Regions from separate parts of the Homo sapiens genome. Here regions 1 and 3 are each linked to region 2. A link is a loop called in an ENCODE intact Hi-C map of the cell type or tissue named here. Cell type or tissue: heart left ventricle. All regions are shown on one strand.

What was found. Peaks named below come from ENCODE experiments on the same cell type or tissue, not always from the same donor. Only the 100,000 strongest peaks of a DNase experiment are listed, where the experiment ranks them.
Region 1: a loop joins it to region 2, with 8 times the contacts of the local background. A loop is called at or near these places in 39 of 110 quality-filtered maps.
Region 3: a loop joins it to region 2, with 6 times the contacts of the local background. A loop is called at or near these places in 12 of 110 quality-filtered maps.

What each region holds. Positions count from the first base shown.
Region 1 is chr6:163,952,407-163,960,406 of GRCh38, forward strand. The region is part of intron 4 of LOC105378102 (a long non-coding RNA gene); the gene reads left to right. Among named protein-coding and RNA genes, the nearest start is that of QKI, 540 kb to the left of the region's middle. RefSeq lists an enhancer at 7,795-8,000. In heart left ventricle, a CTCF peak has its summit at 4,413 (motif pointing left); DNase peaks (open chromatin) are centred at 4,395 and 7,321; H3K27ac peaks cover 2,389 bases.
Region 2 is chr6:164,105,942-164,113,941 of GRCh38, forward strand. No RefSeq gene overlaps it. Among named protein-coding and RNA genes, the nearest start is that of QKI, 700 kb to the left of the region's middle. RefSeq lists an enhancer at 2,176-2,470. In heart left ventricle, CTCF peaks have their summits at 738 (motif pointing left), 4,027 (motif pointing left) and 4,231; DNase peaks (open chromatin) are centred at 631, 3,016, 3,480 and 3,980; H3K4me3 peaks cover 2,108 bases; H3K27ac peaks cover 4,712 bases.
Region 3 is chr6:163,337,737-163,345,736 of GRCh38, forward strand. DKFZp451B082 (a long non-coding RNA gene) reads right to left here. Exons shown (of 4, transcript NR_033862.1): 2 at 6,979-7,236; 3 at 3,019-5,854; 4 at 606-1,787. Among named protein-coding and RNA genes, the nearest start is that of DKFZp451B082, 5.3 kb to the right of the region's middle. RefSeq lists enhancers at 3,717-4,217, 5,481-5,775. In heart left ventricle, a CTCF peak has its summit at 3,104; a DNase peak (open chromatin) is centred at 1,425; H3K27ac peaks cover 3,756 bases.

The sequences.
Region 1 (8,000 bases), 150 kb before region 2:
CTGGGTGGAAAGAACACTATGTAGGCATTATTCTGAGGTCACACGTGTTTACCTTAACCCCAGAATTTGTGCAGATCTTTCTGCCTTTGCTGATTTGCCTGGTGTGACCTGGGGCACAACCCACTCTCATCCGAAGTCATACCAGGGCTCTACGGCGGTCACCATGACTGTAGAAACTACCCCTCAAGAGCATCCACTTCCACACACACGTCGGGTGTATGTTATTATTGATCATATTTTAATTGTTTTCCATTTATTTGAATTTTCAAGATTTTGTGGTCGTGTAGTATTAAAACTTACAACAAAACCTCATCAACCATTAGTTGACAACCTGTTTTTTTTTTTTTTTCTGCAGAATCATTTTTTAACAAATTGCATTTACATAAAACTGTCAGGCATTCAGAAATGTTTAACAAAAAGGAAGCCGCTTCGGCCAGCCCGCAGCTTGTTTTCCACAGACCTGTGGTCAGTGATATTCCCTTGAAGATCTGTTTATCTCATAATGAATCTTTAAAGATGTACTCTTTGTTTTATGTACTTAAAAAAGACGGAGAGAAGAGGCACGTGGGCAAAGCTCCTTGTGTTGGGTTAATTTTTTTTCTGTGTAAATACTGAAAGGAACAGTGTCAGAAAAGTCCATTTCCAGCTTGATCTCATCTTGAGCATTTCTCGCTCCCCAAAGGTAACCTTTCCATCGTGGGTCGCTCTGAAGTGAGTCGACGCGGCAACCATTTGTTTCTTGCTGTTTCCTCTGTATTGTTTTCCTTAATATTTTTTCAGGCTCTTGACAGATGCTGTAGCTAAGTTGTGGTAGTTTGATTCCCTTGTACCATGTTTCATTTGTGACAATTGGTCGCCCGGAATAACATTTGTATTTTTACTGTTGTCCCACATTTTAGTTAAAATAAATAATGGAAACAATGGTGTTTTCCAAATACACTCATCCAATTATCTAATTGTAATGTTCCTCTTTCCTGTTTAAGCATGTCTAGGTTTTTAGTTCTTGATTTGTTTCATTTCCTTTGAAAATATCCTTGATTTATCATTATTTTTACTAATTCCTTTTTGCTTAGATTGTTCTATGCTTCATTTTGTGTTTTTATGGAGTTCATTTTTGCCCTTTTTGATGACTAATTTCTCATTTTCTTGCATTTATTGAGTATAGCACATTGATCATGCAAAATTTTTTAGCTCTTATAGCAATTATATTTTATTCTAAATGACAATGTTAATATTCACCAAATTGGACTATATCTTTACCCTGCAAGTTGAAAAAGAAATGTATCACTTTGGCACCTTTGGAATATTTGCAACTCTTGAGATTTTTTTGAAGCACAAAATGTGTTTGAGAGTACAGGACAGCCTCAGAGGCACAGAGATAAAAATAACCGAATTATTTCCATTCACTCCTCTGTTTGAAGTCATAAAATAAACTGAGAAACAGCATGAATCGTAAAAAGATGAATTGGGAATCTGAAATTCTTTCAGCTTTGTTCATCTAAGATATTCATTGTTTGGAAGTGGTTTATTATAAATTTTTCTGTCATTGGTGACCCTTGGTTAAAACTTAAAAAAAGAAACATATTATCAAGATCTTATTGGTCCAGACTAAGTGTTTGATACTGTATCTTAGAGCCATTATAAATGTCTTTCTCAACAGTACCACTTTTGTTACCCTCATATTCATTATTCAGGATGCCACACATTTAATCACATAAGATCCATAAGAAATTTAAATGCTTTGAAGTTCATATGGCCACATAAGAGCTTTATAACTTATGGGCATAAGAAGAAATTTCATTTTTACATGGCACTAAGAGACAAGAGGATAGAAGCCCATGGAAACAGATGGAGGTGGCTTAGACCCAAGCATCGGTTTTGAGAACACAGGCCAGGGGTTAAGGACAGCTTCTGGAGGCTCCTGCTGTTCTTCTGCCCTCCCCCACCCCATCTAGTCCTCAGCACAGTGCCTCCCTGTCCTTTACTGTAGAAGGGTTCTGATTCAGAGATAATGATGCTGTGAGAACAAATTGGGGGAGAAAAAGGTGAAGTTAAAATTAACTCTGGTAGTATGGGGTGAAAGAGGCAAAAAAAAAAATGCTTGAAGATTTACTGAATATACGTCATCCAGATTCTGCCAAGAGAATGTACAGTGCTAAGTGTTGGGTGTGTTTTTCAGTATTTCTCTGGAGTGCTCTCAGAAAAATCCTCGTAGAAACGACTGAATGAGAGTGTATGGTTTGCTGTAGAAAAGTTATATTTAAGATAGCTAAAACTAATTTTTAAATGAAAGGCAGTTTTGCTTGTGGAGTTTCACAAACATCAAAATGCCTTTTAGATATCTGTCTTAAACGAATCCTAATATGTAACAAAGAGAAGCCATTCCAGCGTGGGGCCAAGGCTTCCTAAACCAAATGATTTTTGTGTTTTAACAAAGTGCCCTGGACTTGGAACCTGGAAGACTGCTTGGAAATTTAGATCTACCTTAACTCACCTTCTCTGGGCCTCTGGAGCCTCTGTTTGTGCCCCGTACTGTGCATAGACCTGCTCCCAAGTGTCATTGGAACATATTTATTCCCAGCTCTGCATCCAGTGACCTCACATTGGTGGCTTGCAGTTGGCCATGTGGGAGCATTTACACCATGGAAATTGGCAAATCCTAGCTATCACGGCTTTATTCTCTCAAAGAGTCAGTAGTGAGGTATTTGCCAACAAACTTCTGTTGCTGGCTGATATTTAGGATACTCTGAAAATTCCATGCTGGTCTGATTCTATGGAGCAATTGTTTGCTTTTAGCTCTTAGTTTCCACTAATTCAGTGACATAAACTCCAGAGAATTACATTTTGTCTCAAAGCCCTCCAGGCGGGGCTTGGTCAGCTATGGGATGGGTGAGTGGCAAGTGGCTCTGTGAATGCGTCTTGGGGCTCCGCCTCTCCCCTTTAGTCAGAGCTCTGTTATTCCACCCCGATCCTCATCATTAGCTGCTAGAAATAGTCACCACATGGTCTGCAGAGCCTTGCTTGCATGAGGTATGCCCAGAGGAATGGACATTCTTCAGCTTCTCTTCCCTGAAGTCACATTTCCAATGAAAAGACTGAGACCCAATCTAAGCGCAAATGCTTGGTATTATCATTTACGTACATTACATTGTATCCCCCTGCAATTCTGCCTCCTGCCAAAACTTTACAGTGTACATCATGTACCCATTCCAATAGTAGCTTTCCTGGGGAAAATGAAAAGTACATAAAAGTACTGGCTATGTGGAAATAACACCTTTATATAACATTGATCCTTAGTAAGATCAAAACATAGGATAAAAGTAATCATGTTCTCAGAAGCAACACATGAGTACATGAAAATCAGTGTGTGGTCTATTTGCTTTTCTCTTTTGGATTATTTATAGAGATAGTTGTGGCATTTCAACAAGAGAATGGCCACGTTTGATTGTCTTACCCATGAGGGGTGTGTTATGTATACACTCTCCTAAGGCTTGGGAGGGAATAAAGTGTTCCTCTCTCCTGCAAATGCCGTAATTTACTAGCCACTTGCACCTGTCATGCTGCACATTTCTCTCCCAGTGGGAATACTACGTATGCCTTCAATAAGCCACCATCCCTGGCAACTAAAGGAAGGGCAGAAAGCTGTGTGTGTCCATTAAGTCTATTTTGCACCTTTGATCTTCTTGCTTGGCCACTTTATTTGTCATCTTTCCAACTCTTCTGGCTAAAGTGGTGCGGCTTTCACCTTAAATCAAGTATTTTCCATTCTTTAGCAATTTAATTTGTAAATCTTTTACAGCACGTTTTTGCTTTGGTTTGATCCCTTCTGGAGAAGGTGGATGTTGGGGATATGGAAGAAAGAGTTTAAGAAAAAATAATCCAGATTATAGGGGTGAACATCATCAAAATACAGCTTCCTCAAAACAATGTGCTTCTCTCATTTGCAGACATTATTTCTGAAGAGTTATATTTGTCCCTTGTTTCAATGGAAGTAGTTTATTTCCATTTATTTTCAACTTTTCTCTCGCATTTTGTATTTTCTGCATTATTTTTGATAGAAAGTGGGCATACTTGAGTTGTCAACCATGTAGGGAAACTTTTAAGTTCTTTTAATATTTTCAACAGGAGCCCTATAATTGGATAATTATTTTTTTAAAATACTTTTTGGCTTGTTCTACTTTTTCCCTTTTGGGCTGTCTTACTATGTTTGAAAATGCACACACGATAAAACCTAATAATAGTAATTCCGTGCACAGATTTTCCTCATGGCAACGTTCTTGAACCATGATCACACTTTCATAATGCGGCGTCCTAGTGGCCAGATGACATTTCTGGCTCGTCACTTGTTGAGCCATCTTAACCTTGAACCAGCTTTGAGTCCTTCACAGTCAGTGCTAGCGGACAGAGCCCCCTGCTGGAAGTTCTGGGCACCTGTATTTCCCCTGGAAACGGAAGGTCACTCCCCAAGGCTGGGAGACCAGGAGGCTGGAATATACCCAATTCGTGAAAAAAATGGACAGAAAGCATTCGACTGACAGCATGAGTCAATAAAACCTCAAATTATTTTTTCAATACACTTCCTTTCCTTTTGAAAGTTTGGGTAAGAAAGGCAAATACCAGATCTCTTTAAACGATCTATTGTTTCTCAAATTAGAATTTCCTAAGAAATGATTCTTTTGGTTAATAAAAGGTATGCCAGCAGTGGGGTGGGTATTATATTTTCTCATTTCAAATTTTGGAAATGGTGGATTAAATACAATTAAACATGATTCTTTGTTGCAGAACTTCTCAGTGCCTTTAATATGAAAAGTGCATTTTGTACAACAGAGTTTTTCCTAAACTTGTTTGACCATGGGCATTTATTTTGTGGCACATTTATTAATGTTTTTGGAAGAGTGCTTCGCAGAATATCAGTTTAGGAAATCCACTGATGTTCTTCACTCATTTTTCTAAGGCTTCTGTTTCAAAGAATACTTCAATTTTATTCTAATTATACCACTGTACATACAACTGCGGGAAGGCTATTTCTTAATATTCTAATGCTGAGAGACACAATGCTTGGCACTTGGATAGTCAGGGAAGTTTTTATTCATTTGAGTCTTGGCTCATTTTTTGTGCTATCTTTATGAATATCTTCGTTTAGACATAGGTTCATCCATATTTTATAAAAATGATTTTTCCTTAGTTTTAATGGACATACTTTAACAGTTAGCAGTGTTTGAAAAGAAGACTTAAGAATTATATGCATCTTAGATTTATAGGCCAATAAAGTATTGATTCTATGTAGGAAAGAGTGAGCTGGTCTCATACAGGTATTTTGGGATCAAGCGCTTCTCATAAAATCAGTGTTTGAAAAGGAAATTATCATATTACTCTTCATATTATAGTGGTTTTGTTACTTTAAAAGTGCTCTTATGGGATCATACACAGGTGCATACTCACTTTATAGGTGTGACTGGGCAATGGAAGTGTTTACTAGAAAATATCTCATGAGAAAACTTAGATTTTCTAGGGTTTCCAGTTTGAAACATTCACAAGGTTCTGATTACTTAAATTACATTTTAATAAACAAATGTTCTGGTCTAATCCAGATCTTGTGATTTCTCTGTAGCTGGTTACTTCTTACTGTATCAACTAAATGTAAGAAACAGTTCTCCGTGTAGAATTCAAGTGTTGTCCTATTTTTTATTAGCTGCTAGAAGAGAGTGCCCCAAGTTTTTCCTCCAGGGCACATGGTTTGATTGGCATACTTTAGCTTTGTTCTCAGGAGCACCATGTCACGTGGATTCTCTCCTATTTAATCAGGCCACTGTAAAACGTGGTACAAAATGGTCAGAATGATTAGGGTCATACAGTGCTTACCGGACTGCTGCCATTTGGTTTATTCATTCTGCTAAGATTCTCAGCTTTAGGAAGAGCTGCTTTACTCAGGAGGAAGAGAAAATTAATTCTCCAATCCTAAGTCTTCCGTCTCAACGCTGCATCCTGAAGTGATTTGTAAAATTCAACTCTAACCCTGCGGATTCTGGGTCAAAACACACCCATCTTCAGTTTCCCTGCAGAAGGACAGAGCCGGAGAGGAACGTGCTGTCTGTCTGTCCTTCTGGGCCTGGTCTCAGCCAAAGCTTCCAGATAGGTGCTTTCAGGATTTCCCAATTGCTTCAAGTAACCTCTTTCAGGACTTTGCAGTCTTACTGTTCAAACCGCTTTCTTTCCCCGAGTCCCTTTAAGAAAATGCAATATGTAGATATTTGATTTAAATAAAATCCACAAACATTGTTAAGCATATTTATTAGATAATTGTTTCTTCCCATTACAGAAATACTCTCTACTCCAAAAACGTATTCAATTCCTTCAAACAGAAAACTTCTGGTGACTTTGAATATGACACATTTCAAAAGAATGGGGAATTCCTGTTAGGCCCCCGGCACTGTGGGCTTCCTCATGCTGCTCTCTTGTTCAATGCAATGCAAGTCCCACCAATCCTGGAATTCTTGCTGATGTCTAGCTCCTGCCTCCTGCTTGCAAGTAGAGTTTCCAGACAAAATACGAACACCCTGGCCATGTTTGGGACATGCTGCTACTAAAAAAGTATTCCCTACTTATCTGAAGTTCAAATTTAACTGGGCATCCTCTGTTGTTATTTACTAAATTTGGCCACCCTAATTCTAATTCACTTGGACTCTGACAAAATGCGCAGGATTTTATAAAAAGACTTTTATTCTGAGTCGAAGAAATGTAACATAAATGGCAATATTCTCTCTCTCTTCTGGGACAGGGTCTTGCTCTGTCTCCCTGGCTGGAGTACAGTGTGCAATCATGCATGGCTCACTGCAGCCTCAACAATCCTGGACTGAGGTGATCCTCCCATCTCAGCCTTTCAGGTAGCTGGGACTGCAGGTGCATACCACCAGGCCAGGCTAAATTTTGTATTTTTTTGCATAGAGACGGAGTTTCACTATGTTGCCCAGGCTGGCCTTGAACTCCTGGGCTCAAGTAATCCTCCCACCTCAGCCTCCCAAAGTGCTGGGATTACAGGTGTGAACTGAGTCCTGCTGGCAATTATTTTTATCGTCAAGAAACCTGATTCTTTTTACTTTAACACTGAGATTGATTCCAACATCACCTTCACAGATACCTGGGACTTTCTCTGGGAAAGTCCACAGCAGCCTTCAGGGGCCCCAATGTGTCCCCTTTAAATCCCAGCGACTGAGCTGTTGCTCGGGGTTCCGCTACTGGCACCCGGCCCACTGAGCAGGACAGCTCCTTCCTGGAATCTCCTGACCCTGAGTGGGAGCCCCTCTGTTCCAGCGAGCTCCAGGCCTGCCTCCTTCACGAGGCCCCCAGCTCGGGCTGGCAGGGACTGCACCTTGGCTGCTCTCTTCCGTGCTCACATGTGGGCACTCACTCCGTGTTGTGCCCCCTCCCTCCACGCGTGTCATCTACCCAACATCGGGAAGCTCGCTGAGGGCTCACTCCCTAGCTTTCTCCTGTTTCCTTGGGATTGCGAGCTATTCTTAGTCAGTGTTTAATAAATGCTTCCTGAATGAATAAAAATGTCATTCCAACAGAAGCTCCAGTCACACGCCCTGGAGATTTAGCACTACAATCTGAAGAACATGTTCAAAACCCATTTTTCTGTAAAATAACAGACCTTACCAATCGCTCTTGTAATAATCCTTATGGAGGAGGAGAATCTTATCAGCTTCCCTTAATTCCACAGAGGTAATCCCTGCAGCCCCAGCTTCATCGTGGCAATTATATCAGTTCTTTGTTGTTCTGTTTTAGATTTGTTTCCTGAATTCTCAGTGAATGCCAGGGATTGATTGAACTGGGTCATTTGTATTTAATCCAGATTCTTTGTCTCTGCAAGGATTGGAGCCTTGGCCCCGGGACATGCTCCTGGGTGCGCTGCGTTTCTCCCAGCCCTGAATCAGGACACTCTGAGCTGCCTTTCCCTGGCTGGCATGGAGGAGCAGGAAGAATCCTGACGCTGGAGT
Region 2 (8,000 bases):
AAGTAGAACTCGTTTGGGGCCGTGGTGAGTCGATGCTGTCGATTTGGTTTTGAGTTGAGGTTTAGTTTTTCTTTGACTACATAGATGGCTATCCTGGATCATGAAGCCTTCAGAAGTGGAGTCGGCACTTTTCCCTTATGGGAAGCGTGAGTGGTGCAGGGGCTGAGGAGCTGAACTCTGTGACCCCTGGGGTCCTTCTTGTGCTAACATTCTGCGAGCTAGGACTCCAAACTGCACTCATCATGCTGCCCCGGCCAGAGGCACTGCTAATTTCGATGAGTATAATTAAAAGATTCCCTCCATTGAGAGCCGCCTGCTTCTTGGAGAAGCCCAGCACTGGAGCTTTGTGATTCTCCAGTGGCCGGCCCAGGTGTGGCAAAATTATTAAGCCAACGTCACCAACTACCCTGCTGCCACCACGTGGGTCTCTCACCTAAATACCTACCTCCACTTCTTTGAGAACGGCCCTGGTGGTTCTGGCGGCCCGTGGGGCCCCTCCCTGGGTGCTCGGCCACGTGTGGCTCTGTGTGGCTGCCCTGCATCGGGGCTGCGGGGTCCAGGAGGAGTCGGTGCCTCCGGACATGTCCCTCTCCGCTGTGTCTGAGGATGCTGCAGGGGTGGCTGTGCTGTGTGTGAACGTGCAAACGTGCGACTACAGCTGTTGTGGGGGCTCCTCAGTCCTTCCTCGGATCTGGGGGCCCTAAGACATGTGGACACCCGTGCCCCTGGCTCCCTCTAGTGGTGCGTGGACCCCATCCTGAATTTTGCTTCCTAAGCCCTGGTGTGGCTGAGGTCTGGAGTCTCTCTTAAGTTCCAGGGGCCCTGGGAGCATCCTGACAGGTACCAGTGTCTTATCCCAAAGGCACCGTGCACCAGGGAGGCCTGCAAGCCCTGGAGAAGGGGTTTTGCTCTTCTCTGCCTTCAGGTTCAATTTCCTGCCAGTGCCCTGACCCCAGGCTTCTGCCTTGAAGACTGCATTTGGGGTTTCTTGGCTTTGCTGGCCTGCCTGGCAGCCCAAGGTAAAGGGGCAGACAACTCCTGCACCGGGGCTGGAGCCGCACCGGAGCACCCCCACCCCCAGCTCTTGTCTTTCATGTCCCAGAAATTGTTTTGCAAATTTTCATCCCTACAATTCTCAAACGACCCTGAGAAACACCACCACCACCGATGAAATAAACCGAAACAGCAACCACAGTCTCAAAATTGAAGAAGGCATATCGGGGCATTTGACTGACCTGACTTTTGCTGAGAATTACGAATTCCTTCATTTTACATTTTTGCTTAAATTCTATTTCTGTAATCAAAGAAATAGGGATTTTCTGATATTTCTAAAACAGCACTTACGGGTTGTTTGTTAGGTTAAGTGGACTCGCACCTGGGAAGGAGCACAGTGGGGTGGCTAAGAGCGTGAGCTGTTGATCTAGTCTACCTGCGCTCAGGGGCTGGCCCTGCTGTTGACTTCTCATGTGGTTCTCAGCAAGTTATTAAACATGTGCTCCTCAGTGTCTTCATCTGAAAAATGTACCTGCCTGAGATCTCCTGGGAGGGTTAACTGAGATATTACCTGGAACTGCCATTACCTGACATTCAATAAATGTTAGCTATTATTATTAGAATGAAGACAGCACCCAAAAACGTACACTTCCGTGAACTCTTGCTTCAACATGTTTGTGCTTCAAGATCTCGCCAAAGTCAAACTAATTTGGCTTTGGAGATTTAGAAAAAGGTGGTGTGGTCTTGCTGGGACCTGATTCGCCAAGCACCAACTCACCGTGTGTTTGTGGCTGATGCAATGGCTGGAAATAAGAGGCTGTAGAGAACTGAATGCCTGCAGAGTGGAGTCATGGGATGGACTTTATTTGTAGACGGCTGATTAAATTCTGACCCAAGTTAACTTGGGATGGCTTTTAAGTGGCCTGTGTGGATGCATTTTGGGCTCAAGCCCAGCTCTTAGAGAACAGGTGTCCACCAAGAATGTTGGCACTGGTCTTGGAAGCTTTTGTGGGAGACAAAGCCTGGGATTAATCCAAGGGTCCTTAGATCCCCCACCTTGGGGAAAGGCCCACTGGGCAGTGGTCTCAGACCTAAAAGTGGGGACACTGGCTATAAATGGTGGGGTGGAGAAAAACACACAATGATGGTTTCCAAAGCTTGTCAGTTGCCAATGTTTTAGAAAAGTAAAATGTAATGGTGAGGAGCTGGGGAGTCAATGCTTCCAATAGTAGTGGTGACACTGAATTTGGTGCTTGTGATGACATGTTGAATATTCAGCTCACCCGTCAAACCACATCTCTTGAAGCCTGAAGTCCCAGGGATCAGAGCTGATAAGTCTGAGCAGCTTTCCTGAGTCACTCAGTCCTGGGACCCAGCAGCGAGCACATGTTTCCCGTTGCCTGTCCTGACCCTCGCTTCTGTTGGGACCTATACCTGCTTTATCACTGAATGCTGAGATGACATATTTTTCCCATGTTGTAAACACACCAACATGTATTTTTCCAGGAGCCTAATTGTAAAGAGCAGTCAGACTTGGAGGAAATGGTTACTAAATTTGTCTGAATCGGAAATGCACCTCCTTTAGTGGATATGAGATGGAACGTCGCAGTTGCTTCCTAAAGGTCTCCTTTTCATCATCCTCCTGACCTTTTATAAAAGAAAGAAGCAAAGAGAAGAATGAAAAATGCACGAGTCACTGTTTTACTTCTTTCAACTCCCATCGCTGATGTTGACATGGACCAACAGAGATTTGAAATAAAGCCAGTGTAGCGGGAGGAGTGGTGAACTCCAGAATTTTGGGACTAATCCCCACCATCAAAGGCTGGGCTGTGTGGTACAAGAAAAGCAGGATGTCAGTGAGAATCCGGCATTGATCTCCCCCGTCTACAAACATGAATCAAGACGAAGTTTGCCCCTGCACCCCACCTCACCCTCCCTCTCAACAGGGCCATGCACTTGCTTCTCCTTCCAGAGGAGGGGCGTCCCCGTGCTGCTGGAAGAAGCACTTGGAACACTTTCTCTTTTGCTTCTCTTTTTTTGGGAGGTTGTTGTTTTTGTGGTTGCCATTGACTTCGAGTGTGGCTGGGGGTGAGTTGCCCAATAGTTGTGGTACGTCTCAGACACTCTGTCACCCAAATATGGAACTGTGGCAGCAGAAACACCTTATGAAAATAGCATGAAAATGTGTAATGTGCCATAAATAAACAGAAAGAGACCGCCAGGAAGCTGTGCTAATCACCGCTTTGATGTCGCCTGAATTACTGTATTTTTTAAGGGCCTCGTGTTTCTGCTTGTTTGTTGCGACTCAGCTGCCACTGCTCTATGAAAGGTTGGATCCAGTTTTCCAGCTCTTCTCCCCTTTGCAGTGACAGCTGTTGTCCCTTGACTCATAGGAAAGCGATTTCTCCACCCTTCCCTGACTCCCAGCCCTTTCCTGGCAGGACTCCTGCGAACCTTACTCTTCGTCCCTGCCCTGAGGTGGCCGAGGGTGAGGACGGCCGCTTGGCCTGAGTCCATGCGCTCCCAAAGTTCCTGTGTCATTTGCCAGCCGGTCCCAGGACTCTGCAGCAACGTCCTATTTTTAATCTCTGGTAACCTGGCCTTCTCTTATTTGGCCATGTCATGTCGGGAAATGGAAGTTTGGCTTGACTTATGTAGCAAAGAGCTTGTAGGAGCACAAGCCCCTCGCTGAGCAGAGCTTGCAGGAAGAAAGCCCCAGATCCTTCAGTTTTGGGTTGCCAGGGCTTTCTGGCTTTGCCTACACCTGGCAGTCACTCAAAAAAAGTCCCAATCCTGAATTGCTTCTCATAAGTCTACATGTTCTTAGGTTTGATAAGAGCTCAAGGCTGCTCTCCTTGATTTTAAGATTCTATGATGTCACAAAGCGCAGGTGAATGCCAGACACTGTTTCCTTTCTGTAACTACCCAGGTAACCACTTGCACAAGTGACCTGTGGGCAGCCCTGGTGCAAGTTCCGTCCATGCCCGGGGCAATCCCGGCTCCACTGCTGGGTCCAGGAACGCCCTCTTGTGGTTGGAAGAGCTTTGACCGACTTTATTTTTTTTAAAAAAGAATTACATTATTAAACATTTTCTCAATTTTTGTGTTTTATCTAGTCTTGGGAGTGAAAAATGCTAGTTTTTAGTTGAGGATAAGTAGGGGGGAGAGAAATTAGAGGTAGTTTTACCATCATCATCATTGCTGTATTCAAGCCCCAGTCCACCGAGCTTGTCCTTCCAGCCTGGACATTGAAGACGTCTCTTTAATGGTCTCTTTGCCTTCTGGATTCTGTGCCCTCACCTGCGTCAAAATTAAACTAAATTTTCTTGAAACACTTTGTTTGTTTTTGTCCCTGCTTTGTTCAGAAAATGTGAAAAGCTGCCCTCTGGATAATTTAAAGGCTGAACCCTTCATAGGCTCTAGGTTCTTCTAGAGTCTTCGTAAACCCAGTTCGTCCTCTCCCAGGAGCGTCTCTGTCCATCTCACCACGAGGTCCTCATCGTGGCCCTTTGTGGAGGCTTCCACTTTAATCCCTCGAAGTTTGCAATTCATGTGTTTTTGCATCTTTTATCTTATGAAAACAATGATCTATCTCCCTATCTAGATGATCGCTCATGGGAAGGGGCCAACTCTTCACTTTTTCTTCCTCTTTGGTTCATATCAACGGCAGCAGCAATGGTGATAATGATACATGTGGCTCTTTCACTACCCACCAGGCACTGGAGAAACTCTGTGTGAGCATCAGTTTACCTAATCTCACAGAACACTGTGGCGTCCACATTATTAGTCCCATGTGACAGCTGGAGCAGCAGAGGTGTAGACAGGTCCTGGAGGTTGTCCTGGTTGTAAGTGAGTAGGAGAGGAGGCCAGTGCGGCATGCAGGACTGCGCTCCTGACCGTGTTGTCTGTCTTACAAAAGACCCTGTGATATGAGTTTGTTTCGACAGTCATAATCGCAAACATAACGATGAAACGTTAAAGTTGTCTGCTTTCAGACACGAATATAGAAAAAGATTTGGAAAAATAAAGCTTATTTAAAAATATTATACATTATTGAATATACAAGAAAATATATGACAAATGCAAATTAAGTTCTATCTCTCTGATGCACTCTCGTGGGTAGATAAATGATCATTACATCTTACGAAGCTGCTGCCTCTGAGTGGCAGAGAGCCCAACCAAAGGGGCTTCAACAGCAAGGAAACTGGCCACCCTCACTTGGTGGGCTTTGGGATTTACTCAACTGACAGCTCCATCTCCAACAGCATGCGGCGCTCGGGCCCATCTTTCCACTGGTGGCTGCTGGCGAACTAAGATGTAGGTTTGAGACCCACGTTTGGGCAGACAATGTTGAGAGGAGGAGCAGACAGTGGCTCGCAGAAGCTCTTCCAGAGCAGCTGGAAAAGACCTTCTCAGGATTCTCCAGTGGAGCTCACCCTTGTCCCCACCTATCCTCAAGAACCCCGCACAGTCGGGCTTAAATAGGGATGTTTAAAGAGGGTTCCCTCAATGGCAGCAACAACTGGGACACTGCTAAAAAGGAGGGAGGGAGGTTTGCGGTACAGGGATGACACTCCTGGCGTGGCATGTTAGAACTCAGGGTATGCTTTTGTTTCTTCACTTGTGTTTCTCACTTGGCCTTCTTCACTTGGGATGAATGTACTGTGGGATGGCAAGTTCACATTTCTCTCTCTGTAAGAGAAAGAGTTGGTATCTCACTTCAGAGGGACTACCAGTGTGTAAGAAGTCAGCCGGAAGCCATGCACGGGGCCCAGCCAGCATCAGCTCCTTTCTGCCTGTTTCTGACTCCTGACTGCACCCCTCTCCTTCGTCATGGAGCCAGACCATGCCTGTTGAGCACTTGCCCTGTGTCTCTGTTCTAAGTGTGGGGACACAGTGGCAAGACAGACTGGCCAGGTGCTCACTCTCAGCTCAGCTGTGGAGCTGGGGAGCTCACAGCTCAGAGAGGGAAAAGGGCTGTGGACTAAAGAACAAAAGGGTCACTATGAATGGTGGTGTTCAGACTTACACATTTCAAGATGGCTCCAGGAGAGCATCAAATCAAGCTCAGGGCCCTTCTGAGTGTGGGCCTCATGCAGCTGTGTTGACTTTGCACCCGTGGCAACACCTCTGGTCAGGACACCTGTCCAAGGAGGTGACATTTGGATTAGATCATAGTGAGAGCTGGGATAGAACATTCCAGCAAAGTCCTAGTGGGGTGAGCATCCTGACTTGTGAAGGACCCAGTGAGAAGGGGCAGCTAGGGCAGGTGGTGCAAGTAAGAGCAGAAGAGGGGGCAGGTGCCTGGGATGGTGGGGGCTTTGGGGTGCTTCCCCAGGTTCAACACCACATGGTTCAGGATGACAGCTGCATGGATTGTATTCTCTGCTGATGGGGGGCTGATATGGTTTGCTGTGTCCCCACCAAATCTCATCTGGAATTGTAGTTCCCATAATCCCCATGTGTCATGGGAGGGACTCTGTGGAAGGTAATTGAATCATGGGGGCTGTTACCCCCATGCTGCTATTCTCGTGATAGTAAGTCAGTTCTCACGAGATCTGATGGTTTTATAAGGGGCTTTCCTCCCCTTTGCTCAGCACTTCTCCTTCCCGCCACCATGTGAAGAAAGTTGTGTTTGTTTCCCCTTCAGCCATGATTGTGAGGCCTCCCAGCCATGTGGAACCATGAATCCTTTAAACCTCTTTTTCTTTATAAATTACCCAGTCTGGGGTATGTCTTTATTAGCAGCATGAGAACTGACTAATACAAGGGCTTAAGCAGAGGCGTGTCCTGATCCAACGTATGTCCCCTAGAAGATCCCTTGGAGCAAAAATGCTTTCTGGGTAGGATGATGACGATTGGTTCAGAGGCTGGTCCAGTTGCTCAGAAAAAGAATTATCTAGCATAAAACTGAACAAGAGTTTTTATATATACTGAAGAATGTTTCCATACATGGGCTGATATTTATCATATTTATTAAAATATAGATTATACCATGGTACTTGCATGGACTTTGCACACCTACGTAAGGTTGATATGGTTTGACTGTCCCCACCCAAATCTCATCTTGTACCTCCCATAATTCCCACGTGTTGTAGGAGGGACCCAGTGGGAGACGATTGAATCATGGGGGCAGGTCTTTCCCGTGCTGTTCTTGTGATAGTGAATGGGTCTCATGAGATCTGATGGTTTTAAAAGTGGGAGTTTCTCTGCAGAAGATCTCTCTTTTTTGCCTGACTCCATCCACCTAAGATGTGACTTGCTCCTCCTTGCCTTCCACCATTGTTGTGAGGCCTCCCCAGCCATGTGGAACCGTAAGTCCAATTAAACCTCTTTCTTTTGTAAATTGCCCAGTCTCGGATATGTCTTTATCAGCAGCATGAAAACAGACTAACACAAAGGTTCTATACTGACAAGTGTGTGAAACATGACATTACACAGCTAATGCTTATTTAAATCTGAAAACCAATGGAAATATTCTGTCTCAGGATAACTCAACTTCATCGAGGTATATCCATCCTGCCTCCTCCAGTTTGACAGGGCCTTGGTTGAATGTCACTTCTGGGTCTGCTTCTCGCCAACTGGGACACTGGACCCCAGCTGGTGGATCCTCCCCAGTCCCCATCAATGCCTCCCTCCAGGCAATGCTGTGTTGGTCCTTGTTTCTGGCAAGACCTCTCACCACAAAAGTACTGAAGCTCCACCCAAGACTGGAGCTATTTTTGTGTGTTTTTCTTCCCCCAAGCGGTGTGCCTCTGGGGTGCCAGGGACTGTGCATGCGTGCTTAGGTGTCTAGGGAGGGTGCTTGCCATTCCCTGGGCCCTCCCCTCTGTGCATTTTGGCCAATGAAAGAACAAAGGAGCAGCAGCCAGTTACAGGAAGGAATGTGGATTTTGACCTGATCCTAGGGTCAGGTCCCGCGTCTGCAGACTTCTTGCTGTTTGATCTTAATCTCTCTACATCTCAGGCTCACCATTTGTAAATGGGGAGATAACAGTGGCTCCTCT
Region 3 (8,000 bases), 770 kb before region 2:
CTAAAAAGCCGAGAACCAGACCCTAGACAGGGGGGATGAATCACTGGCGTGAATGCCTCGATTCTTTCCATTTGTATCCATGGGACACTTAACTAATAATCACGGCACAGTTTCCAGTTAAATATGGACACAGCTTCAGAATCCTTCTTAACACTACAGCTCAGCCAGAGTGGGTGCAAAAGCTTAAGTCCATCTACTCTACAGGCCCTTGATAAGGAGGATTCTCTCCTGTTTACCCAGTGAGGAAACACCCACACAAACAGCCAGCTGGTCCCCTCTTGGGCATCTCCCTGAGCGTGACACTCTCAAGACCTTGCTTGGTCTAACATCCAGCCCTCTCTGAGTTGCTCTCCCACACCTGGCAGCACTGGGCAGTGGACTTGAGTGGGAGAACAACACACTCCAGTTGGCCAACCTCCTCTAGACAGGCCTGGCAAGCTCTCTTAGCACCTGGATGACTCAGCGGCACTTCCAGCGATTCTCTGTGTGCCAATCAACCAATCAACATTTAATTGGGCACCTTTTATGGGCATCCTTAAGCCTGAGCAGAGACTCAGATCCAGTGGATCACCTGATGAAACTCTAAAATGCTGCACTCATGTTAAAAGTGCCTTAAGAAATAGGACGTTTATTATATCATGTAACTAGAAGTGAACCAATCAGAATTGGTTAGGACAGTGCTTGGTCAGAGGAAGGCTTAGGTGCTCCCCACTTCTTCCTCCGCCCTCTTGTCCCATTGTCAGCCTTGGCCTCTGGTCCTGGAAGGGCTGTGTCTGCTCTAGGCATCATTCGTGTAAGAGCCATGGCGTCTGATGAAGAAGAGGGCTTCCTACCCTCACTCAGAAATCAGAAGAAGAGACATCCTTCCCAGAAATGCCCGGCCAACTTCCCTTTGGATCCCATGGGTCTGCACCATGTTGAGCCAAAGCCAAAACTAATCACTCCAGAGGGAAGGAGACCACCACGATTCGCTCAAACCCCCAGGAGGCTTCTTAGGAGAAATCAGCGGCAGAGTCCCCGCTGTCGATAGGCCACAGCATACACAAACTTTGCCTACAATTTTGGGGATTCATATACCCACTAAAGTCTCTCCATAGACCACCCACTAAGATCCCCTGAGGGCCTGTGGGGCAGGCACTGTTAACATGATGAACTTAGCCCATGGAGAAGCTGCATCCAGCTAGGGAGAGACATCACACAGGTGCAGGTCAACTTTGTAGAAGCTGACTCACTAAACACGATCACAGTCAGTGTAATAGCACAAAGAGCAAGCCCACCACTGCCATGCAGATCAGGCGGAGGTATGAGGCCTGGAAGATGCGGACAAACTGAGTTGACTGAAAGGATGGACACGATTCCAGAAGGAGGAAAGGCAGGCGGAGCTGGGACCAACAGGCATTCCACACCCGGAAAAAGCCAAAAGTTTTCACATGACAGAAGAGTTTGCAGCTGCGGTCACAGCTAAGCCATGGCAGGCTGGCTGCAGTGTTTGTATTGAGTCCTTTTGATGACAGCATGAATTCTGAGAACAAAGCTTCCAGGCTGTGGCTGTGTAACTGGAACCCAGAGACAAAAATAGCTTCTCTTCTCATGCATATGTGAGGTCTGATCTGTAAGTCTGAGAAAGAGTTTTTGCCATTTATGAAACTTAGAAGATTCCTCAACAACCACAGATCCTATGAATGAACATTTTTATTTGGCTGGATCCATCAGATTTAATATTCTTTCAGCTATTTGGTAGCTGCCTAACTTCTCCTTCTCATTGAAAAATCCAGTGACTTTTGAAGCTGTTTTGAGATATAAGAATAATAGAGAGTGAATTAGCGGATTAAAAGATCAGCGTTCTTATAATAACATTAAAGAGAGTATCAGGGAGCCAAGTAGTCTTGAGAGAATAAAGCTTTCCTCAAAGAGACAACTCTACACGCTCAGCTGATATTTCTAAATTGAGTCAGGAAATGTTCCAGGGAGGACACAGCTAGCTTGTGCCTTAATTCAGTGCCTGATTTAGATTTGTATACCCTCGTATAGGTCAGTACAAAATGAATCATGGGGAGTCGTGTATTCATAACAGGTGATACAGAGAAATTAAGATAATTTAGTTATGTGTCATTTAAAGTACTTATTAATAAAATAACATACATAGGTGTATCTAAGTTCCTCTACCTACATCAGATAAATTGCATTAACTGATAGCTTCATCTCATCTTTAGCTACATATTTTAAAAATATCCGTAATTAATTATTTCAATAAATTATATTATAAAATAATGTTAAGACTTAACATTATTCTAAATACACTCTCATTTTAATCACCATGTAATATGTTATAGAATTAGTATTCTTATGACAAAGTAACCATTTCTGTATTAGGGGATGCTAACCTATTTTTATTCTCATAATTCTAACTACATGTCTCATTATAAGTATAGCTTTCTCTTAATTTGAATTATTTCATTCTCAGGAAGAGAATGATGAGATCCAAGTGTAGCGTATTCTGGCTTTTGATGAGAATTACCAAATGGTCTTCCAAAGTAATCAAACACATTTGCACTACCGTCAGGAACTCCTGGATATTCCTACTTAACTGTCGGGACCAGCGTCAGTTTTTACCGCGTTTCTGAATTCTCGATCATTTCTCAAGTGCTGTCAAAATGGTGTTGGATACTTGCATTACTTTGTGCTTCGTCACTAATTAGTAACGGTTTTCTTCCCCTAATATTCATTGAATTCATTCATTTCTTTTTTTCCATTTCTGTGAACTGTGAACCCTTCGCCATTTGTCTTTTAGGGACTTTTATGTGCTTGGAGATTTGTAAGAGCCCTTTCTATACTTTTCACATTGAGTCTCTGTCCCTTCTCACAATGATGCCTACTGTTACCATATTATCATTATCCGCCACTCCTTGTTATGACCACATGCCAAGCTCTGTGCTGAATAACTTCGTTACCACAACCCTACAAGGAAGTACTGTCATCCCCATTTCACAGGAGAGAACGTAGAGGCTCCCCACTCACACATTTTGCTGGCGTCACAAGGCTAATGGCCTTGGAGCTGACTCGATGGCGCCTCCTGTCTTCTAATCCCACTCCACAACCGCCCCAGCATTGTCTGTACAGCTGCTGTCTACGCTGATGCGTTCTGTGTCCTGGGGTTTTATGACACGGTGGGTTTTCAGTCTATATGACCACATATGTTCATATTGTTTTAAGTTTTCTCTTTCTCTGCAACCATAGTTACCACTAAGTATGTATTTGTTGACTTTTCTTGATGTGGCATTTTCACGAGCCCCATTGCTTCCTATTCTTTTTTTATAGAGAGATTTTGATGTTCTTGGCGTCACTTGAAGTTGACTGTCACCTCAGACGTGGAGACCTTTTTGTCACAGGCAGAATTTTGCTCTATGGGGATTTTTTCATCCATCTATCTATCTTCATTTTTAAATTTAAGCAATATGATTTTCCACATGGGAGAAGAAAAATGAGGCCTTAAACAGTGGTGCTTTGGTCAAAAGAGTCAAAGTGAAATAAATGTGAGGGATCTAGGCCGCTGCTCCCTAGCTATGGTGCTGAGCGGCTGCTGCCAACGCCAGAGAGAAAGCCATGCCTTTGAGGCTGACGACAAAACCACGCTCTTGGGGGTCAGTCCTCCAATGTTGCCATTCATGGGAACGAGACAGCCCTGCCCCCCTGTGCTCCAGGATTTTGTCTGCTGTTTACCTCCTGTCAAATACCCTGAGACGGTGGCTGGGGTTTGTCCTGCCCATTGGAACTGTCCCATCTCATCCCAACTGGGCCACAGGCTCCATCCACTCTTGCCTCATGAACCCCATCCTGCTGTCCTGCACCCCTCTTAAACTGCCAGCCAAGCCTCTCTTTTAGATACATTCTGTAGCCCTAGGGCTGGTAACCCAACCAACCCCGAGCAATGAGAGCCGTGGCTCCCGGCTGCCATGTCTCCGAGGTGACCAAGAATACTGTCACTGTGGAATGCAGACTGTTGGATTTTCAAACTTGCTGCTGCTCCCACCGCTGCAGCTGTTGTCATTTGAGCAATTCTAATGAGGGAGGTGCTCATTTAAAAGTCGGTTCTTTCAGTCAGCCAATAGGTGAGAAAAGAAAAAAAAAAAAAGTCAGTTCCTACAATTATCCTAAGTAAGAGACCAGATTCCGAACAGCTGGTTCAAAGGAGGAGGTGACTGAGGATGCTGACACTCCTCAGGTCCCCTTTGCTCCACATGACGCTGCCTCTGGAGACATCTGGCCACTCCCTGCAGTCTTTGGGAGCCCAGCACACACAGTGCCCACGCTCTCATTTCCTGCTTTAACTTCTTGGACCACCAGCCTGAGCCTGCCTTTTATTTCAGACTTCGCTACTTTTCGGGAGCTCTCGCATCTGCTGATTTACAGGCCTTGTGCACTCTTTTCTTTTATTGCTGCTGGCATTTCCCTGGCCATCCACGTTGGTCATTTCCACCGCAAGTCTATTTATTTCCCAGTGGTGCACATATGTGTCCAGCTCCAGGCAATTTCGCTTTGTCTGCCTACCTGGTTCTGCAGTCTCTGACTTGCACAGCCAGCCCCTGCTGGGGACCTCATATGAATGTTCTTTTTTTGGCCTGCAGTTTATTCTGTGGCTGTGAAGATCTCCAGCACATCCAATATATGACAGTCATCATCTATGATATTTATCATAATGAGTGAAACTGGCTTAGGGCTTCCTAGGGCTGCCTTTACAACGTACTATAAGCCAGGGGGCTTAAAACAATAGACAATTATTCTGTCACCGTTTGGGGGCTACCAGTCTGAAGTCAAGGTGTTGATGAGCCATGCTCTCTCCAAAGCCTCTAGGGAACGGCCCCTCCTCGCCTCTTCTGGTCCCAATGTTCCTTGGCCTGTGGTAGTGTCGCTCCAGCTCCTGCCTGCTTCATCACATGGCTTTCTCCTGTGTGTCCCTGTCTTCTCTTCTTAGAAGGACATCAATCCTATTAAATTAAGGCTCATGCTAATGACGTCATCATGACTTGATTCCATTTGCAAAAACTCTATTCCCAAATAAGGTCACATTCACAGGTATCTGGGGTTAGGACGCCCTATCTTTTGTGGGGACACAGTTCAGCCCACCATACAGGCAAAGGTGGTCCTTGGCCTCCTTTCCCATCACCCCACCTGACATCTCCCTTCCCAGCTTCCTGGAACCCTTCCTTTCTCTAGCTCCTTTCCCTGCTCCCAATCCTAAATAAAATCTACCCCAGCATGAGGCAAGGGAAGAACCGGTACCAGCTCCTGCTGGGGTGCAATGAAACACTACTTATGCAGCTGCAGGCATCAGTGGAGAAGGCTGGAGGGGGAGGCAGGTGTTTGGGGGGACCTGGAGACCATTTCAGGGAGGCATTTTCTTGGTTTGCTGACGCGAAGACCGGCTTCTACCTGGAAGCCCAAAGCCCTCCAGGATCTGGGCTGGGGTTGCCCTTCCTTGCATGCTCAGCTCCGTCTCCCCTCCCGACAGTGGCTCACCCCTCCAGGGGGAATCGATCGTCAGGGAGAGGAGATATCTGAGCAGAAAATGACCCCAGACCTAGCAGCACAGGCTGATGGGGAGGTCAAAGGTCGCTTCTGAAGGAACAGTGGCAGGCCCAGAAGGCGTCACCCCCGTGCTCCTGGCTTTCACAGAGGAACACGCCGGGGCTGCTGTGCAGACAGGAAATGAGAGGGTCCCGGCTGCGAGGACGACAGAGGATGCTCCCGCGCTTGGGCTCCCTGCCGGCACCATGGCTGAAGTGACTGATGCATCCATCAGGGGTGGCCTGGGCACAGCCTTGAAATCCTCCCCAGACAGTGCTCGGGGTAGCACCTGCGGTCAAAAGACAATGCGGGAATGAAATCTGTGCCATCCCTTGTCTGGACCATCTGGAAGGACAAACATCCGCACATTCTCAACAGGGCTGCCTTTGACCTCCATGGCCGACCTGACTGACAGTTCTCCTGTCCTTCCCACTTCCGGTGAGTAGGGTGAGAATGACTCCGAGAAGCACTCGAGCCACACTACTCTGGGCATTTGGAAACCTTCCTGAGCCTCCTGCAGATAGGGGCAGTGAGGCCGGCCAAGGGCAGCCTGGATGGCATCGTTCCATGGCCTTTGTCCTCTCCTTACAGTTAAAATAAAATCCTGCTGGTTTGAGGTCTTGGCTTGAAAGGCTACTGGCCAGAGGAGGAAGTTGGGAGTGCTCACAGGACCATTTGGGAAGTATTTATCATTGAAGGATGCCATCGTACCTGCAATATTTTGGAATCGGCCATCTCTCTCCAAATTACATGTGCATCCTGTCTTTAAAAATATGCTGCGTCAGGCCAGGCACAATGGCTCACGCCTGTAATCCCAGCACTTTGGGAGGCCAAGGTGGGTGGATCACCTAAGGTCAGGAGTTCAAGACCAGCCTGGCCAACATAGTGAAACCCTGTCTCTACAAAAATACAAAGATTAGCCGGGCATGATGGTGGGTGCCTGTAATCCCAGCTACTCAGGAGGCTGAGGCAGGAGAATTGCTTGAACCCAGGAGGTAGAAGTTGCAGTGACCGAGGTTGTGCCACTGCACTCCAGGCTAGGCAACAGAGCAAGACTCCATCTCAAAAAAAAAAAAAAAATGCTGCATCAAAATTCAAAGTTTTGATGCCTCCTTCAGAAGTTTACTTTCTAAAAAGAATCATTGTTTTCCTTGAAATAACTATCTTCCAGCACACCTGTAAAGTGTATTGATAGCTGCTGGTTACCACACAAGTTGCACAGAGTAAGCAAACTCAGCAACTGCCTGTGTTGACTTACTTCCCCAAAGCCAGGTTGGGAAATAGGGCAGCCCACTGCATATTCAGACCCCCAGCTTGAACATATGTTTGGAAAAAAGGAAGGGAAAGTTTCCCCAGCGTTTGGTGTTTTGGGTTCCTCAGGTTCCAGCCTGGGGCCGGCTGATTGCTCCCCACCTCCTCCGTGGCGCAAGGCGAGGCCTCTTTCCTTGTGCGCCCAGCCGCCCGTCTCCCATCCCAAGGTCAGGCCTGGAGTTCCATAGAGAATTCAGAAGCTTTCTCCATCTGTAATGCACTCAGGGCCCAGAAATCACTCTGGTCAGTTAGCGTTTCCAAGCTCATTCCCAGCTGCATCAGCGTGTCCATCGAAGGACAGAGTGGGAAGCGGCTCCCTGTGCAGAGAGGGAGGGCAGGAGACTTCCTGGGGGACGACACCTGTAAGAGATAAAGCGGAGGATCAGGCAAGGAAAGCCTCAAAGTGCGGTGCAGATCCGACCAAGTCTCGGCCAACCCAGTGAGGGGCCCTGGAGCTAGATGCCCATTGGAGGAATCCAGGGATGAGCTGGGACATCCAGGTCCCCAGACCTCGTGGCTCCACTGAGCTCCATCTGACAGGGGCAGCCCAGGAAGAGTGTGGCTGTGGCCTAGAGCTTAGAGCTGAGCAGGTTGTGGAGGTGCCAGCAGCTTTTTGAAGGATGATGTGGCCATCCCAGGGGTGCAGGTCCACAGCCACCACAGCCAAGACATTTTTGGGGGTGTGTGCGTGTGTTTTGTTTTGCTGCTTTTTAAGTTTCTTTCTAAAAAGGAACCATCTTCTCCCCTCCTTGCCTTTGGCCATTAATGGGAGCCAATGCAACCCAGGTGTCCCTCCTCAGCCACATCCAGCCAGTGCCACTTCTGCTTCAAAGTACGGACAGAATCAAAGTACGTTGAAAATTAGGCTCAGGGCCGGGTGTGGTGGCTCATGCCTGTAATCCCAGCACTTTGGGAGGCCAAGGCAGGCACATTGCCTGAGTTCAAGAGTTCAAGACCAGCCTGGCCAACATGGCAAAACCTTGTCTATATTAAAAATACAAAAAATTAGCCAGGCATGGTGGCAGGTGCCTGTAATCCCAGCTACTCAGGAGGCTGAGGCAAGAAAATTGCTTGAACCCGGGAGGGAGAGGTTGCAGTGAACCGAGATTGCGCCGCCGCACTCC